Linked DNA regions of Homo sapiens: region 1 is linked to region 2. A link is an interaction called in ENCODE POLR2A ChIA-PET data of the cell type or tissue named here. Cell type or tissue: IMR-90. All regions are shown on one strand. Links, peaks and the distances in the headings refer to the core of each region. The heading gives the core; the rest is flanking DNA. Region 1 overlaps DST (dystonin). Region 2 overlaps DST (dystonin).

What was found. ChIA-PET counts read pairs that join two places held together with the same protein. Peaks named below come from ENCODE experiments on the same cell type or tissue, not always from the same donor. Only the 100,000 strongest peaks of a DNase experiment are listed, where the experiment ranks them.
Region 1: POLR2A ChIA-PET joins it to region 2 with 20 read pairs; 1 of 35 experiments calls an interaction of 5 or more read pairs at or near these places.

Annotation. Positions count from the first base shown.
Region 1 is chr6:56,504,172-56,513,945 of GRCh38, reverse strand. It overlaps DST (dystonin), which reads left to right. Exons shown (of 104, transcript NM_001374736.1): 73 at 2,546-2,749; 74 at 4,073-4,304; 75 at 5,191-5,417; 76 at 7,157-7,279; 77 at 7,402-7,503. Among named protein-coding and RNA genes, the nearest start is that of COL21A1, 260 kb to the right of the region's middle. In IMR-90, for the core only: no CTCF peak of the experiment used is centred there; no DNase peak of the experiment used is centred there; H3K27ac peaks cover 213 bases.
Region 2 is chr6:56,575,083-56,584,856 of GRCh38, reverse strand. DST (dystonin) reads left to right here. Exons shown (of 104, transcript NM_001374736.1): 50 at 5,920-6,043. Among named protein-coding and RNA genes, the nearest start is that of DST-AS1, 260 kb to the left of the region's middle. In IMR-90, for the core only: no CTCF peak of the experiment used is centred there; no DNase peak of the experiment used is centred there; H3K27ac peaks cover 305 bases.

The DNA of each region.
Region 1 (9,774 bases), core at 1,232-9,231, 71 kb after region 2:
CTCCATGTATTTTGGGGGAAAATCTAGTTCATTCTAGCCAGGAATGAAAAATGGCTCCAAGGGCCATGTTACCACATGATAGATATCAAGTCACACCAGATAGCTCCAGCATGACTGGACTCCTATGACAGCATGTGCCAAGAATCATTTTGTCACATATAAGGCAAAAGGCATCTCCTTTTGGGCCCTTTTCTGATACACACACATACCTGAGTAGATGGCTGGTAGGTGTTCTCTTGCCTGTCATGGAATGGTTTAAGAAGGGTTTAAAAAAGGCTCCTCGGCCAGGCACAGTGGCTCATGCCTGTAATCCCAGCACTTTGGGAGGCCGAGGCAGGTGGATCACCTGAGGTCGGGAGTTTGAGACCAGCCTGACCAACATGGAGAAACCCTGCCTCTACTAAAAATACAAAATTAGTCAGATGTGGTGACTCACGCCTGTAATCCCAGCAGTTTGGGAGGCCGAGGCAGGTGGACCACCTGAGGTCAGGAATTCGAGACCAGCCTGACCAACATGGAGAAACCCCATCTCTACTAAAAATACAAAATCAGTTGGGCATGGTGGTGCATACCTATAATCCCAGCTACTTGGCATGCTGAGGCAGGAGAATCACTTGAACCTGGGAGGCGGAGGTTGTGGTGAGCCAAGATCGTGCCACGGCACTCCAGCCTGGGCAACAAGAGCAAAACTCTGTCTTAAAAAAAAAAAAAAAGGCTCCTCTCACTACTTGCCAAGCCAAGTTGCCTTATAGTGATGCTATACAGGTGAGATCTACCTAGACCCAAAGGAACTCCAGAAATATCAGCAGAGATGTAGCATTTTATTTGAGAGTCTCTTGATAACTCTTGAGTGAAAGCTTGTTTTCCAAGCATTCCTGAAAGAACATTGACAGGAGAACGTATGTAACATCTTCAGTTTTCCTTTTCCATGAGATTATCTATAGCTGATATACCATCACCACCTCCATTCGGTAAAGCAGCATGAAGATACCTAATTATGCCAAATAAAAATAAAAACTTGGCCTGGGACGCCCAGGAGCTAGATTGCAAACATGGCCCTCCCACATTCTTATGTGCAGCATGCTATATTAGACTCTTCCTTCTTTTAAAATTGAATTCATCTTTATTTAGCCCTTTCTAAAACTATTTTGAGGCAGTCTTTTGAAAACCTTCAAAAACATTTTATTACATTGGTGATAGTTAATGATGTAATTCCTCAACAGGTTCTCAAAATAATGCTCATAATTGATTTTAGTAGACACTTTCAATAAAAATCTAGGTATGTGGCCATCCTGGTGACTGATAGAAATTAGAGTTTGCAGGAAAAGATTGGTAGCTTATCTCTAGACCATCTTTCCTGAAAGTAAGATTCCCCAGAGAAGCTTTTGTGAGGGGCTGGAGTTTGGAGATACACATTCTGGTGAGGACAAAGAGCTGCTGATGAGGGAACCTAATCAATAATGTGGTGCAAATGAAAGACCCCTCAATGCTGCACAGAGGCCAGCCTCAGAAAAACCTGCAAGCAAAGGCAGATCTTCCCCCTGGGGGTGGCTTTGGTTTTGACCCATGAAAAACTGCTCATTGAAATCCATGGGATCCATGAGGTGTATGTATTCTAGCTTTATTCAGGCTTCCAACACATCTTCTCTATTAAAGGGAATGGGGATCCACTTGAATTCTACACCCACGCACTAGTATAAATATCATTGTATTTCTTGATTAGCTAGCAAAATTATGCACATTCATATGACATGTGTTTTTCCTTAAATATACCTTACAAACAATGCTCAGTATATAGCTGTGTATTGATAGATTGCCCTTGCAGCCTTTAATATTTTAAAATAATGAATATAGATTCATTCATATGTGTGTCTATATATCATATATATATAGAATAGATTCATACATAAATATAAAATGTAATACATGTTCATTCATTTTATATCAGTCCGCATATATAAATGCAATGCCTTGTGGGCTTACATCACCCTAACATTCCTTATCTTGAGGTTTTGTCTCAGCATTGCATCTAACTTATATTGAGCTTCTTTCTATTCTTTTTTCTTCCTTCCCTTCTCCCTCCTTCCCCCCGTCTTGTCTCTCTCTCTCTCTCTTTTTCTTTCTTCTATTTTTGTATATATCATGAGTGTGCAGAAAGGAACACCATCAGATATGACTTGGTGTCTGTAGGTTGGGGACATAGCGAGTTCAGAATACTTTTATATAATATGACCCTAGGCTAATGCTCTTGTCAAAATGTGCTACTCTTGGTATGAGATGCATAATAAACTGGGATTCATTATTTCACTGAACCAGCATCTTTGTACCCTAAAGGGTCTTTGGTGTGACCAGACTGTTGTTTAATCTTTGTGTCAGGACCTTCTCTTCCTGGCAAAGAGCTGTATGAGCCATCATGTGTTAAATGCCTTGTGATGGGGAGGGGTTTGTTTGGAGTTTCTTGCCAGCTGGATGCATTGCAGGTGTAGACAGCTGTAATATGGAGGTGTGACCCTGAGATACTGAAAAGCTGTTTGGTTTGTTATAGCAACTGCGTGAGTTGATAGCTGAACACAAGCCTCATATAGATAAGATGAACAAAACTGGGCCACAGTTACTGGAATTGAGCCCTGGGGAAGGCTTTTCTATCCAAGAGAAGTATGTGGCAGCCGACACCCTTTACAGTCAAATTAAAGAAGATGTCAAAAAGCGTGCTGTGGCACTGGATGAAGCCATTTCTCAATCAACTCAGGTAATTGTTTACACTAGATATAGAATTGGGTTCTTGCAGACAACAGAGCACAGAAAGACATTTTCCTGGATTTCCTGATTAAATTTTAACTAAAATTATTTCACCACATTCACTCTTGAGTATTGATGTCTGTGTCCCTCAGAGGTGATGTTTGCTTGCATCCAGCCTTTATCTCCTTATCTTTCTCTGCCTGCTTATAGATATAATACAAATAATTTTCAATGACTTAAGAAACGTGCAGTTGTCATCATTGTCTGAATATTTAATTCAGTGTCCATCCTGAGTAGAATGTAATATTTGCCATTGGGGGAGATAAAGGAAAGTGTTATAATTATTAATAAAGTACTCTCAAGAAGGCAATGAGAAGAAAGAATGATAGGCTAAATGAAAAGAAAAAGAATATAAAGTTGGATATTGATGGTTTTTTCTTTTCTGAAAATATCTTTTTTCAAGAAGTTGAATTTTGAAATACCCAAAGATTTTCCATTTTCAAGATTTGGTTTTCATTATTAGATATGGCACATTAGAGTGGGCCAGTGTCACAATCCTGTGTGATTATTCCTTTAACTTTGAGATAGTATAGAACAAAGTTCATTCATAGATGTGAATGAACAAGTTTTTATAGCTTTGCTTAATTGTCTATGGAACCTTTACAAATAAAAATTTTACATTCTCTCATGTGTCTGATTATGTGTTTAACCATGAAGTAAATAAAAACTTCTGACACTTGTAACTTCTGTTATATCAGAAGTTACAACATTGGGGAGGTTTTTTGTTAAAATTTTTTTTAACATTTTTCAATTCAGGAAATGCATAACTTAAGGATTCCCTGGAATCTAATCAAAACTTCCCATGAATTTCACATTAAATAATATAACTTTTCAGGATGCCATAATAGTTCATTAAAAATGAAGTAAACAATCCATTGTAATAGACAAATACTCAGCTTATTGAACTTGATTTTTAAAATTAATTTGAATTATGATAACAGGATGAAGCAGCAGGTAAAGAGACATTGCTGCCATGTCGTCCTGGTCCAATTACATATTAATATATACCATTTCTTAATGGATACACTCAAATATTCATAAGAAACTAAGTCTATTGTACATAGGTAGTGTGACAGAGGTGCATATACTTCATGATTTTAGGCATGTCTTCACACACCAGGTGGATGTAACTTTTGAATGGGTCTGTTGATAAAGAGGCTAAGATTTATTCTTAATTCTGACATTAAATTGTAAAAAATGTTTTTTCATTTAAATTTCACACTTGGTATTACAGATCTTTTTTCCATAAAAGATCTCTTTGTTTTGCCCCTAGTTCCATGACAAGATAGATCAGATCCTTGAGAGCCTGGAACGCATCGTGGAACGTCTGAGGCAGCCACCCTCTATCTCTGCAGAGGTTGAGAAGATCAAGGAACAGATCAGTGAAAATAAGAATGTGTCAGTAGACATGGAAAAGCTACAGCCGTTGTATGAAACTCTTAAACAGAGGGGAGAGGAAATGATTGCTAGATCTGGGGGGACTGATAAAGACATATCTGCCAAAGGTAATACTTTTGGAATAGGGAAACAAATTTTAAAGCATTCTAAATGTTTATGCGGTTTACTCACCGTCCAATTGGATAACAAAATGCCGCATCTTAAAAAAGATACTACAAATGTGATGTGTTTAGGGTTGAAGGGCTGTGTATGCAAATCCCTTGTTAATGTCTTCCTGTGTTTGTGAAATTATTTGGTTGAATACAAAGCGTGCCATTATACATAGACCATGTATAAAGACCATATGTTCAAAGACCATGTGTATTCAGGCCTTTTAAATCAGTAGGTTGAAGCATATTGCTAATAAGGCCATATCTGGGGTTTTTTCCTCATTACTGACTCTGCTACCTTACATAGCATGGATCCTGCATCACATAGCCACAAAAATGGGAACCACTACCACAGCCAGCCATCTTTGAGATACGAGCTGAGGGTCAAAAGGGAGAGCATGTGCGTAGTGGAAATTCACAATGAGAGTACTCTAGAAGCAAGCCCAAAGTACATACCATACATTGTTACATTCCTGGGACTGAACGGACAATTTTACTCTTGATTTGGGGAGCATAAAAGTGTACCTAGGTGATTATTTCACTCCCTTTGGGATTAAGGATAGCCTTAATGAACTTGAAACTTGATAAACTTGGTTCTACTCTGAGCTCACTTTTGTCAGGAAGAACCTTGGTTTGGCAAGAATAGCAGACCCAGAGATATTATGTTATTTGGCATAGACTCTTGGACCCACTGATATCCACTGGACTGGGGTCATTCAAAACTTGGTCCAGTTTTAGATACTTAGCAAATTGGATCACTACTTTCTGTGTGAACTATAACATTCTGCTTTGTTGGTTACGTGGGGCTAACCAGTCGCCTTGTGGATATTGTTTTGCTTCATAGCTGTTCAGGATAAGCTTGACCAAATGGTTTTCATTTGGGAGAACATACACACACTGGTGGAAGAGAGGGAAGCCAAACTACTGGATGTGATGGAGCTAGCAGAAAAGTTCTGGTGTGATCACATGTCATTGATAGTTACCATTAAAGATACTCAAGATTTCATCCGGGACCTGGAAGATCCTGGAATTGATCCTTCAGTAGTAAAACAACAGCAAGAAGCAGCAGAGGTAAGCAGAAAATCTCATTTAAAGTTAGAAAAATAAGTTGTGGCATAATGAAATCCAGATTCCTTGGGTAAATGTTAGGAGTTACTCTGTTAACATTTATATTTGGTTCTGAAAATGGAATGTGCAGTGATACAGTAGGAGATAGAGTATACCCACAAATTTCACTTTGAGATTGTATGTTTAAAACAATTTCTCAGGCCTGCGTGGTGGCTCATGCCTGTATTCCCAGAACTTTGGGAGGCCGAGGTGGGCGGATCACTTGAGGCCAGGAGTTTGAGACCAGCTTGGCCAACATGACGAAACCCTGTCTCTACTAAAAGTACAAAAATTAGTTAAGCGTGGTGGTACACACCTGTAGTACCAGCTAGTTCGAGGGTGAAGCATGAGAATCACTTGAACCTGGGAGGTGGAGGTTACAGTCAGCCAAGATCGTGCCACTATACTCTAACCTGGGCGACAGAGTGAGCCCCTGTCTCAGAAGACAAACAAAAACACAAAACAACAACAACAAAAAATTTCTCTTTATCCTCACTGTTTTTGCCTTATTTCAGGGCCTTATTATCTCTCTCTTTCTTTTTGGCTTCCAAAGTAATCCAAAGTGCAGACTGTCTTTTCCTTGCTAGGCCTCTGACCTTGCTGCCAGTCTTCTCTCTAGATCTGCTCTTACTGTGTTGCTGCCTAAACCCCGTCAGAGGCATCCCCTGCCATCTGGATCAAGCCCAAACTCCCTAGAGCAGGGCATGCAGCTTTTTGCATGCCAGCCTAGCTCATGCCTATGTTTCCAAAGTTATGTTTTTCTCTTGCTCCTTTACCAAACTCCCTCCCTGCTACTGATTAGAAAGGGCGTTTCCCAAAACAAACTGTTTTGCTCTTTCTAGCGTCAGTGCCTTTGCGCATCTTATTTCCTCACTCTAGAATGTCCTTCCTGCCACTCTACTGGCAAAGTCCACTCAGGGTTCAGTTGGATCATTACCCCCATGTAAAACCTTTTCTTGTATACTTAGCAGAGTTAGTGCATCTGTGTTCCCGTAATACTTTATTCATGCAAAGGACTCTGCACATAGTATGGTTTACTGTTGCTTATGCCTCTGTCTTTCCTGCTGTAGTGTGGGCCCCTTGAGGGGAATAGCCATATCTATTTTTCTTTGTATCCCCAGTGCCTGGTTTAGGGCTTGGTTTATGGTTATTCAGTGTTTGTTGAATGAATGAATGTATTTAACCAAGAAGATGAAAGCAAAAGTAGGATACTGCCTTTCTGTTGTGGTATCTTTGTACCTTACAGGTCCTACCTGGTCCTGCCTAGGGTAATGACATAAAATGTAAATCCAAAGCTAGATTATTCTAAATCTACTAACAAATATATTAATTTGTATTGTTTTTGGATTTATATTTTACTTGTCTATGTTAAATGTATATTGGTTTGGAAACCAAAATGTCTTTCTAAGCCTTACAGTATTGTTGATATTTTTAAAAATTTGTTTTGGTATTTGTTAAGGTATTTCTTATTTATCATTTCTTAAATATCTTTATAATAAACATTTGACATTTGTTACTAAAAGGGTGCTGTTTTTCTTTTAAAATATTTCTTGTTGAAAAAATTTATTGCAGAAACTTAGAAAACAGAAAAATGATTAGAATGCCACCTTCTAGAAATAACTACCATTGATATTGTTGTGTACTTTTTAAAGTTTTGATGTGGTTTTGCTTAAAATTCTAAGGCTGTCATTTTCTTATTCTAGACCATAAGGGAAGAAATAGATGGACTACAGGAGGAGCTGGATATAGTTATTAACCTAGGTTCTGAACTCATTGCGGCATGTGGGGAGCCTGATAAACCCATTGTCAAGAAGAGTATAGATGAGGTACAACTGGCTTACTTATCAGAATGGCTTTTAAAAAGTTTTTAGTTAACTAAAATATTTTGTTAACAGTAGTTGAAAGTTTAAAATATGGCACTAAAAGAATTCTAACATACATCTTGTAGTTAAATTCAGCATGGGATTCTCTAAATAAAGCTTGGAAAGACCGGATTGACAAACTTGAGGAGGCAATGCAGGCTGCCGTTCAGTACCAGGATGGACTGCAGGTAAGGGGATTACAGTGTATGTGCTGGTCTTAGCTGGAAGGAGGAATCGTACTAATTGATGTCTACATATTGGCACCACCTCAAGATCTGCCAGTGCATATGCAATTGTGGGCAAATTATTCCTGCAGTTGCCTGTGTATCTCATTTCATGTTTTGTCTTTTAGAAGATATTTCTGACCTTTCAGATATGTGTAGATTTATATACACATCTAAACACATTTCTGTATACACATTCAGTGAAATTTACTTTGAAAAGAAATATTTTGATTTTTTTTAAGTGAAAGTAAATGTTCTCACACAGTGTTTTTTATAAATGGCTCAGCACCAGACAGTGAAATGGAACTAAATGTGAATTCTGTTCTGAGTGGAATAAGATGAAAGGAGTAAACACTATCTAAAAATATCACCAAGTTTAACTAAAGTCAGAAGTAAAGAAATTTGATTTGAAGCCAGTGTTCTCCATGTACAAAAATAGATTTCTATTAGGTCATAATCTGGTGTGTAAAAAGTGTTTTCTTCTTTTCCATGTATATAATTTCTTTTAATAGTTGTTTTTCACTTAAGGGTTTTCATTCAGTTCATTAACCATTTATAAGGTTTTTTTTTAATATTAAAAATTATCTTGTCAGTTGAGGCCAACTCGGGTATATTTCTCTCCCTACCTCCCTTAACCTTGCTCCGTTTCCTAACAGACTGGCAGGAGTTTAATCTTTCATCCTTCTTACCATATGGAAAAAGCTTAAGTATTTCCATAACACTAAGTGAATATTATTTTTAAAGCCCAGATGAGAACATCTTTTCCTTTTTTATTATGCCATTCCATTTCTATATTTGTAAAAATAAATGTCACAGCTAGGCTTTATGCCAGCTGAGAAGTTTTTTGAACTTTGGAAATATATGAAAGATTTTACTACAAATAACACTTTATTATATTCTCCCTCCCTCTTCTTTTTTTTTTTTTCTTTTGTAACCTAAGTGATAATTTACTCTATTAGGTATCAATGACAAGTAACTAATTCGGGCTCCAGTCTGTGAGGCTAGGTCATTGTTAAATCATTGAGTTGTAATCTCTTCCATGGCTAGAGGTGGCAATGCCACCACATGCAGCCATTTAGGAGGTCACACGCAAGCCACCATGGCTTGTATAGTCTCTTTATCACTACCAGAAAAGTAAGGCCTGTCATAAGTCCTGTTGATCATGTATTAGTAGCATCACCTGTGCTAGCAAAGGGCAGATTGATTTATTAAGTAGCTACAGTACAGCTAGCTGTAGCTAGATGTCAAAGCTCTGGATGCTAATTTTCAAGATTTGATTGTAAAGTAAAATACGTTTTATTTCCCAGGTTGCTGCTTAAGTACTTAGTCAGGGTTGGCTAATGATAACTTAAAAATCCAAGATTTATCGCCCTACTATATGGTTTGTAAACTTCATTAAAGTGCAAAATATCCCAGTGCTTTGGGAGGCTGAGGTGGGAGGATCACTTGAGGCCAGGAGTTCAAGATCAGCCTGGGAAACATAGCAAGATCCTGTCAAAACAAGAGCTGAAGTACCCCATCTACAATTTTTTTTTCTTTTTTTATTAGCCAGCCATGGTGGCATGTGCCTATAGTCTGAGCTACTTGGAAGGCTGAGGTAGGAGGATTGCTTGAGCCCAGGAGTTTGAGGTTACAGTGAGCTATTTGATTGTGCCACTGCACTCCAGCTTGGGTGACAGAGTAATGGCAAAATGATTTTATTTTGTATTCAGTACCTAAAAAAAATGTGACTTGAGCCTTTTTAGACTATTTTTATTACCTAAATAAATAAGAAATGCAGGAGAGTCTGAAACCTGTTATAATTCAGAATAATGGTCTTAATGCTAATAATTTATATGTGCAGGATCTTAATGCTAATCTAAATAATATGTAAGGGTTTGAGTCAAATATTTTGCCTAAGTTCTAAACAGTAATTTCTTGCTTATTTGAATGAACAAATAGATTTGAATCTTTTCCTTTCAGTATATTTATACAAGCTGCCTTTTAAGCACATGTAATGAAGAATTCCATGTGATTGGATTCTATAAATGTTTTCAAATGATTTTTTTAGAAGTTCATAATATATCAAGAATCTATTGAATAAACAATTTCTTTTGCAAACTTGTATGTATCTATTTCATATTTGGGACAACCATTTTGGTATATTACTGCTTTTACTAATTTAGGTGAACCATGTTAATTTTTTATAAAATAGTCTAATTCTATAATATCTTTTAGATTTATGATTGTATTTTT
Region 2 (9,774 bases), core at 845-8,844:
ACATGATTATCTCAATAGATGCAGAAAAGGCCTTTGACAAAATTCAACAACCCTTCATGCTAAAAACTGTCAATAAATTAGGTATTGATGGGACGTATCTCAAAATAATAAGAGCTATCTATGACAGACCCACAGCCAATATCATACTGAATGGGCAAAAACGGGAAGCATTCCCTTTGAAAACTGGCACAAGACAGGGATGCCCTCTCTCACCACTCCTATTCAACATAGTGTTGGAAGTTCTGGCCAGGGCAATTAGGCAGGAGAAGGAAATAAAGGGTATTCAATTAGGAAAAGAGGAAGTCAAATTGTCCCTGTTTGCAGGCAACATGATTGTATATCTAGAAAACCCCATGGCCTCAGCCCCAAATCTCCTTAAGCTGATAGGCAACTTCAGCAAAGTCTCAGGATACAAAATCAATGTACAAAAATCACAAGCATTCCTATACACCCATAACAGACAAACAGAGAGCCAAATCATGAGTGAACTCCCATTCACAGTTGCTTCCAAGAGAATAAAATACTTAGGAATCCAACTTACAAGGGACGTGAAGGACCTCTTCAAGGAGAAATACAAACCACTGCTCAATGAAATAAAAGAGGATACAAACAAATGGAAGAACATTCCATGCTCATGGGTAAGAAGAATCAATATCGTGAAAATGGCCATACTGCCCAAGATAATTTATAGATTCAGTGCCATCCCCATCAAGCTACCAATGACTTTCTTCACAGAATTGGAAAAAACTACTTTAAAGTTCATATGGAACCAAAAAAGAGCCCGCATCGCCAAGTCAATCCTAAGCCAAAAGAACAAAGCTGGAGGCATCAAGCTACCTGACTTCAAACTATACTACAAGGCTACAGTAACCAAAACAGCATGGTACTGGTACCAAAACAGAGATATAGATCAATGGAACAGAACAGAGCCCTCAGAAATAACACCGCGTATCTACAACTATCCGATCTTTGATAAACCTGACAAAAGCAATGGGGAAAGGATTCCCTATTTAATAAATGGTGCTGGGAAAACCAGCTAGCCATATGTAGAAAGCTGAAACTGGATCCCTTCCTTACACCTTATACAAAAATTAATTCAAGATGGATTAAATACTTAAATGTTAGACCTAAAACCATAAAAACCCTAGAAGAAAACCTAGGCATTACCATTCAGGACATAGGCATGGGCAAGGACTTCATGTCTAAAGCACCAAAAGCAATGGCAACAAAAGCCAAAATTGACAAATGGGATCTAATTAAACTAAAGAGCTTCTGCACAGCAAAAGAAACTACCATCAGAGTGAACAGGCAACCTACAAAATGGGAGAAAATTTTCGTAACCTACTCATCTGACAAGGGGCTAATATCCAGAATCTACAATGAACTCCAACAAATTTACGGGAAAAAAACAAACAACCCCATCAAAAAGTGGGCAAAGGATATGAACAGACACTTCTCAAAAGAAGACATTTATGCAGCCAAAAGACACATGAAAAAACGCTCATCATCACTGGCCATCAGAGAAATGCAAATCAAAACCACAATGAGATACCATCTCACACCAGTGAGAATGGCGATCATTAAAAAGTCAGGAAACAACAGGTGCTGGAGAGGCTGTGGAGAAATAGGAACACTTTTACACTGTTGGTGGGACTGTAAACTAGTTCAACCATTGTGGAAGTCAGTGTGGCAATTCCTCAGGGATCTAGAACTAGAAATACTATTTGACCCAGCCATCCCATTACTGGGTATATACCCAAAGGTCTGTAAATCATGCTGCTATAAAGACACATGCACCCATATGTTTATTGCAGCACTATTCACAATAGCAAAGACTTGGAACCAACCCAAATGTCCAACAATGATAGACTGGATTAAGAAAATGTGGCACATATACACCATGGAATACTATGCAGCCATAAAAAATGATGAGTTCATGTCCTTTGTAGGGACATGGATGAAATTGGAAATCATCATTCTCAGTAAACTATCACAAGGCCAAAAAACCAAACACCGCATGTTCTCACTCATAGGTGGGAATTGAACAATGAGAACACATGGACACAGGACGGGGATCATCACACTCTGGGGCCTGTTGTGGGGTGGGGGTAGGGGGGAGAGATAGCATTAGGAGATATACCTAATGCTAAATGACGAGTTAATGGGTGCAGCACACCAGCATGGCACATGTATACATATGTAACTAACCTGCACATTGTGCACACGTACCCTAAAACTTTAATAAAAAAAAAAAAGAAAAGAAATACTTGAGACTGGGTAATTTATAAAGAAAAGAAGTTTAGTTGGCTCACGATTCTACAGGGTCTACAAGCATGGCACTGACATCACTCAGCTTCTGGGGAAGCCTCAGGGAACTTTTACTCATGGTGCAAGGCAAAGCAGGAGCAGGCATGTGACATGGCAAAAGCAGAAGCAAGTGAGAGAGAGAGAGAGGGAGAGAGGTGGGGAGGTGGGGAAGTGCTACATACTTTTAAATGACCAGATCTTGCTAGAATTCACTCACTGTCGAGGACAGCACCAAGATGATGATGGTAAACCATTCATGAGAAATCATCTCCCACCAGGTTCTCCCTTGAACATTGAGGATTGCATTTCAATGTGAGATTTGGGCGGGGACAAATATCCAAACTATATCAGGGGTGATATGTGGTCAGATGTATATTTTAGGTAGAACACATTAGGAGCTATATTAGAGAAGTGATTGGAGGCAGGATCTAACACAGTTAGGATTCTTTTTTCAACAATCCAAGAGAGAGATTATCCTGGAATGATCCAGAAATATGGAGCAAAAGTTGACTTTTAAAAAATATTAAGCAGGTAAAATTGTTGATTGATTTGCACGTGTGGAAAAAAAAAGCTTTAAATGGTTGATTTGCATGTGGAAAATAAGCCTTAGGATGGAATCTAGGAGGAACTTCAGGTTGACTATTTGGGTAGTTAGATATACCCCAGGAGAAAGTATAGGTACAGAGAATGAGATGATGAGTTCAGATTCAGCTTTTTTGAGTTGGAGGTGACTGCATACATCCAGATGGAAATACTCAAGAGGCAGTTGGAAAGCTAGGCCCATGGCCAAGGATGAGTTCACATCTACAACTGGACATTGGGGGCTTTGAAATCCAAATGCAGGAGTAGAAGAGGAGCATGAGTTGCTTAAGATAAATTAAAGCTGGGAATAGGCCTGTGTGGCCAGGCAGCCCACTTTTGCAGAAATCTGTAAGAGCTGTTAGAAATGCAGGGTCAAACTTCTGGAAGACGTATCTATGGCTCCTGCTTCCACCTTTTTTTCCTCCTTCCCATTGTTGAGCCACATCTGTTCACTCAGAGATACGCGGGGACTGCTACTCATTAAATTCAAGGACTCATTAGTCTTTCAGTTTACATTATCCTTTCCGAAGCAGTTGACACTGTTAACCTTTTCCACTTCTCTCTTCCTTTAATCTTTGGGGACAGAGTTATTCTGGGCCCATTTCCACCCCATCAATTACATGTGTTCTTTTTTTTCTTCTCTCCCCATCACTTATATATAAATATTCTCCATGATTCTTTAGAATCTCCTTCTCTGGCATTCCTGTGCTTTCTTGTTTAGGAGTCACATTGTGTATCTTGACTTCCAATTCTCTATGTCTGTTTCCAGTTTGGGTTCCAACTCTCTTCCATTTCCAGTTTTTGCTGTTTCCTTCTGGAGGAGGGTCCCAAAAGCACTTTGAAATCATGAATTCCAAAACAGGCATTCCTTTACTCTTAGCTTGCTCTCACTTTTTTTTTTTTTTTTTTTTTTTTTAATAAATGCCACTAATTGGCTGGGAGCCTTGGCTCATTCCTGTAATCCCAGCACTTTGGACGGCCGAGGTGGGAGGATTGCTTGAGCCCAGGAGTTTGAGACCAGCCTGTGCAATGTGGCAAAACCCTGGCTCTACAAAAAATACAAAAAAATTAGCTGGGCATGGTGGCATGCACCTGTGGTTCTAGCTAATTGGGAGGCTCAGGTGGGAGGATCACCTGAGCTTGTGAGGTCAAGGCTTCAGTGAGCCAAGACTGTACCAGTGCACTCCAGCCTGGGCAACAGAGTGAGACGCTGCCCCCCCAACCAAAAAAAAAAAAAAAAAAGAAAAAGTAAATTCCGCTAATTACCTAGGCTCAAAATCTTTGGACACTTCTACTCTTGTCTCCTCTTGTCCTTTGTTCCTGCCCTCTCCAGCAGTGCTGTCTACTAGAACATTCTGTAATTATGAAATTTATTTTTTTAAATTTTTATTTATTTATTTATTTATTTATTTTAAGAAAGTAGGAATATCACTCTGTCACCCAGGCTGGAATTAACAGTAGCATGATCATAGCCCACTGCAGCCTCAAATTCCTGGGCTCATGCGGTCTTCCTGACTCAGCTCCTGAGTAATTGAGACTACAGGCACAGACTACCGTGCCCGGCTAATTTTTTAATTTTTTTTTGTAAAGACAAGGTCTCACTTTATTACCCAGGCTGGTCTTGAACTCCTGGCCTCAAGTGATCCTCCCAAGTTGGCCTCCCAAAAAGCGTTGGGATTACAAGTGAGCCACCGCACCAGCTGGAAATACTTTACTTATATTTTGCTCTGTTCAATTGGTAGCCACTAGCCACAGTGACTACTTAGCACTTGAAATGTGGCTACTGTAACCAAGGAATGGAATTTTTAATTGTTTAAAATTTCAATTAATTTAAATTTTAAAAGCTACCTGTAGTTGGTAGCTACCATAGTGGCAGCACAGCTTTGCATAGTGTTACCAAGTCCTTTGGACTCTTCCCAACTCTAACTAATTCCACCTTCTCAGTCCAAACAGACCGAACGGTGGAATTGTCTTCAGCCCTTGGCCTTCAGTAGTCCTCACTGCTTTGTTACTGCTGAAGTTGTCCCCAGCTGGTATCTCTCCTTTATTTCGTTTCCATTGGACTTTTCCCATGCAGTGCTACAAATTTAGCCTTCCTATAGGACAGCCCTGAGCATCTCAACCCCTTACCCAAAAGCCCTGCATAACTCCCCATTGCTATGGGATAAAATGTAAACTCCTTAGCCTGATGTTTGAAGCCTTTCCAGGCCTATTTCTATTTACTCACCCATAAGCATTGTCAAACTGGATGGGACTCTCCCCTTCTCCTGTGATTCTTCTGTCCTCATCTTTGTGTCTTCTGTTTGTTCTGCAGGGAGTGGTTCTCCCAAATCCACACTTTCTTAAGGAGCCATCTCAGTGTCATTACCATTGAGGTGGCCCTCATTTCCCTCCCATTTTTTTCCTGTTAACTTCCAGCAGCATTTTTTCAGACTCACCTGTGGCACTTACCACTTCCTGCCTCGAACCATAAAATCCCTGAAAGTAAGCTTTGTGTCTGTTTTTATTTTTGTATATTCACAAAATGTAGCAAGGCTTTTTGAATTTGTTAGATGTTCAGTAACTTTTATTGAATTAACAGAAATAAACATGACTCAGTATTGAGTCAGGATCTACTGATTTGGGCGAGCTTATTTATCTCCTTTCCTGGAGTCAGAAGTGGTCTCAAATTTTGGTTGTTGTTTGTTTTAGTAGTAGTTGGGGTATTGTACAAAGCCTAGAAGTAGGGGTTAAGGGTATAAAGTTAGAGGGTTGTATGATCAGGAACCAGGGAAATTATTATGAACATATGCTCAAAGGTTTATTTCAAAACTTAATTTGTGTTATCCAGACTGGCTGATGCTTTTGCTAATGCTGCTTTATAACTGGCCTTATTCGAAGAACTCTGGAGTAAGTTGATGATGAAAGTTGGTATGATGAAAAGTTTATTCTGTCCAATTTTACTTTATCTTATTAGAAATCATTTTTTCCACATTAGAAATCTATTATTTAGTCCTGCTGAGTATAATTGAAAAGCGTTTAATCCTACAGGCTTTGCAAGGACAGATATCAAGTCAGCAGGTTGCTGTAGAGAAACTGAAGAAAACGGCTGAAGTGCTTTTAGATGCCAGGGGATCTTTACTTCCAGCCAAGAATGATATCCAGAAAACACTTGGTAAGATATTCATGTCCTTGCTTCCTGTCTCACAGGTAAATTCTAAAGAAAGGTGTCCTAATAGATATGGAGAAAAATGTTCACTAGTTATAGATTGTGTTCTATGTGCTCTTTCTCTGTGAAATGGTGTTCCTGCATCTGGGAAAAGGCATGCCTTCTTTGGCAGGTATATTAGAATCTTAGAGGCGGGGGCTATGTGTCTTGAAAAGAGTATATTTAAATTTAAATTTGATATTTAGAAAACATAACAGGAACTCGCTATGTAATGTCCACCACAGGAAGTAGAACTTCACAAAATTCTCTTGGTTGATGGGATTGGGCAGAGTTAGGCCTTCAACTTAAGGCCAAAGTAGAATCTCTGAGGGTCTTTATCAATAGTGGGAACGTGGGTTTAAGAGGTTGAGAAATGTGCTTAATTGAATTGAATTGAATTTATTTTTAGAGACAGGGGTTACTTTATTGCCCAGGCTGAGTGCAGTGGCACAATCATGTCTCACTGCAGCCTTGACTTCCTGGGCTCAAGCAGTCTTCCTCATCTCAGCCTCCTGAGAAGTAAGGACTACAGGAATGCTCTGTCATGTGCAGCTAATTTTTTAAATTTTTTTTGTAGAGATGGGGTCTCACTGTATTGTCCAGGCTAGTCTCAAACTCTTGGGCTTAAATGATCCTCCCCAAATGTTTTGTGCACAAAAGTAGCACTACAGCTGTAATCAAGTTTCTAGTATCACTAAAGAATTGGTGTAACTGAGCTCTCAATTTGAGTGAGGCCACTAAAAAACTTCTAGAACACAGAGAAGTGGGAAGACTTCTCAAAGCACATCTCTCAGGCCGGGTGCAAAAGCTGACACCTGTAATCCCAACATTTGGGGAGGATCATTTAAGCCCAAGAGTTTGTGATTAATGTGTTTCTTGAGAAAAGAGCTATTGTATATTATCTTTCTATCTAACCACAGTATTTAGTTTATACCAAATGTGCAGTGGATTATCAATACATATTTTTTACTATCTTACATATGTATTTTTTGTTTTCACTGCCCTGCTTTTCACAATATTTAATGTTATTGTGTATTTCTGTGTGTGAATATGTGAAGTAAAAATATTCCACAACAGATGATTAGACATATGTTTTACCCTAAATAGAGCATGAATTAAAATCTGAGTCAAAATTTTATTTGAAGAGAAGAATGGAACTTAGCTCTTTTAAGATCACTGTGTAAAAGGGAAATCCTGTCTTTCATTCTTACATGTATCCAGATGTTTTTTATTATGTACCCCTGTCAAAAATGATCTTCAGCCTGCATCCCCATATATGCAGATGTATGTATAAGTCATGTGAACATATTACTGTATTATTCTATGTGTTATAATTATAAAACACAAAAATATAGAGTTTTAAAGTATAAAATGAAAATATGAATGGAAGTTCTAACATTTTGTTCCTCTGTCCCAATGCAGCATCTCATATATCCACATTAGATACCATTGCTGTGAGGACTTGGGTATAAGGATATGAAGGAGAAAGAAAGACTATCTTATTTGTATTTATGTTACTCGAAGAGGCATTTTGACATTTTTTTCTTATTGTTAAGTGTACATAGTTTCACTTTTAGTTGCTTAAAATTCATTTGTTACATTATTTTAAAACTAAAACTTCTGGCATAATTTTCTAGGAAATATGTGAAACTATTTAAGGTATAGAGGAGTTTCTCTAAGATCTTTCTGACTTCTAAGAAAACCAATGATTTAAAAAAATAACATTCTTACAGTAGATTTTTGTACCTTTTTCTAAAATATTTTTTAGTTTACTAAAATGAAGAATTTACTTCAGTGACAATATTTTATCACTAAGAAGTGCAAACTAAACAGTGTCTTCGTTTAGCCCACTATGACAAAAATAGCATCGGCTGGGTAGCTTAAACAACATACATTTATTTCCAATAGTTCTGGAGGCTGGAAATCAGAGAACAGGCTGCCAGTATGGTCGGGTTCTGGTGAGGGCCCTTTTCCTGGCTTACAGATGGCCACTATCTTGCTGGTAGAGAGTGGTGGAGAGACATCATTTCTCTCCTGTTTCTTCTTCTAAGGGCGCTAATCCCATTCACACGGGCTCTACCCTCATGACCTAATTACCTCCTCAGAGAGAGAGGAAACCTGATTCTTTTTGCTACTCACTCTCATACACCATTGAACATGACACAGAACACTTCTGTGACCAGATGTGTGTGTATTTCTCCCCATACACCAAACAATTCTCCAACAGATACCAGCTGGATGTCCTATAATTCAATTCAGTTCAATTCAATTCTGACACTGTCTACCTGGAATTAGCTTCAGACCCCACAGGTTAAGGGGTCAGTCTCATAATGCTGCCCCCCACTTCAGATACCAATCACAAGTCCCAAATTGTGATCCGTATTTCAGACTGATCAGCTATAAATTAGGATTCCCATGACCCTTCTCACGTTCAATTAATTGCTAGAGTGACTCACAGAACTCAGAGAAAGACTTTACTTACATTTACCCACTTACTATAAAGAATATTACAAAGGATACAGATGAACAGCCAGATGGAAGAGATACACAGGGTGAGGTATGGGAGAAGGGGAGCAGAATTTCTGTGCCCTCTATGGGCATGCCATGCTCAGGACTCCATGTGTTCAGCTATTCAGAAGCTCCCCAGACGAATCCTATTGGGTTTTTATGGCAGCTTCATTACATAAGCATGATTGATTACATCATTGGCCATTGGTAGCAGCTCAATCTTCAGCCCCTCTTCCCTCCTCAGAGGTTGACAGGGTGACAGTTCCAACTGTCTAATCACATGGTTGATTCCCTGGCAACATCTGCCACTGTCCCCTGCTCCCCCTACCCTAAGACTATCCAGGAGGCCACCAGGCGTCACCTCATTCAAACAAAAGATGCCCCTCATGAAGGAATTCCAAGGGACTTAGGAGCTCTGCCATACACTCCTGTCACTTAGGAAATCACAAAGGTCTTAGGAGCTCTATGTCAGGAACTGAGGTCAACGACCAAATATCAGAACAAAAGATTCTCTTAGTGTCTGTATTACTGAGGAAATCAGAAGGGTTTTAGGAACTCTATGTCAAGAGCTATGGCCAGAGACCAAATATTTCTTATTATATGATAATATCACATCTTCCAAAGGCCCCAGCACCCAACACTATCACATTGGGACTTTGGCCCCAATATATGAATTTTGGGGGACACATTTAGTCTATAGCAAACTAACACTCAAATCTGTTAATTATATGAAAATAGCTGGCTTTCCTTCGAAAGTCACTTATTATGGCTGAACAGGTCACTCATTTTACTTACCCTGTTGATGCAGTTGCCCAATTAAGAAGTCGCTAACCTGCCAACTTCAAGCTGCCATTCAGAGCATGTGCTCTTGTGAGTTTCCAAATTAGAGCTCATTTTTTTTCTTCAACTTTTATTTTAGAATCAGAGGGTACATATGCAGGTTTGTTAGAAAGGTATATTGTATGATGCTGAGGTTTGGCATATGATCGAACCCATCACCCAAGTAATGAGCATAGTCTCCAACAGGTAGTTTTTCAGCCCTTACCTTCCCACCCCTCTCCCCCAACTAGTAGTTTCCAGCATCTATTGTTGAGAGCTTATTTTTGAACCCACTGCTTGTTTCCTCTGCCGATGGCATTTTCGTGCATATTAAATGCTGTCTCCCTCCCCACTCAGTATGCTGATGGGCT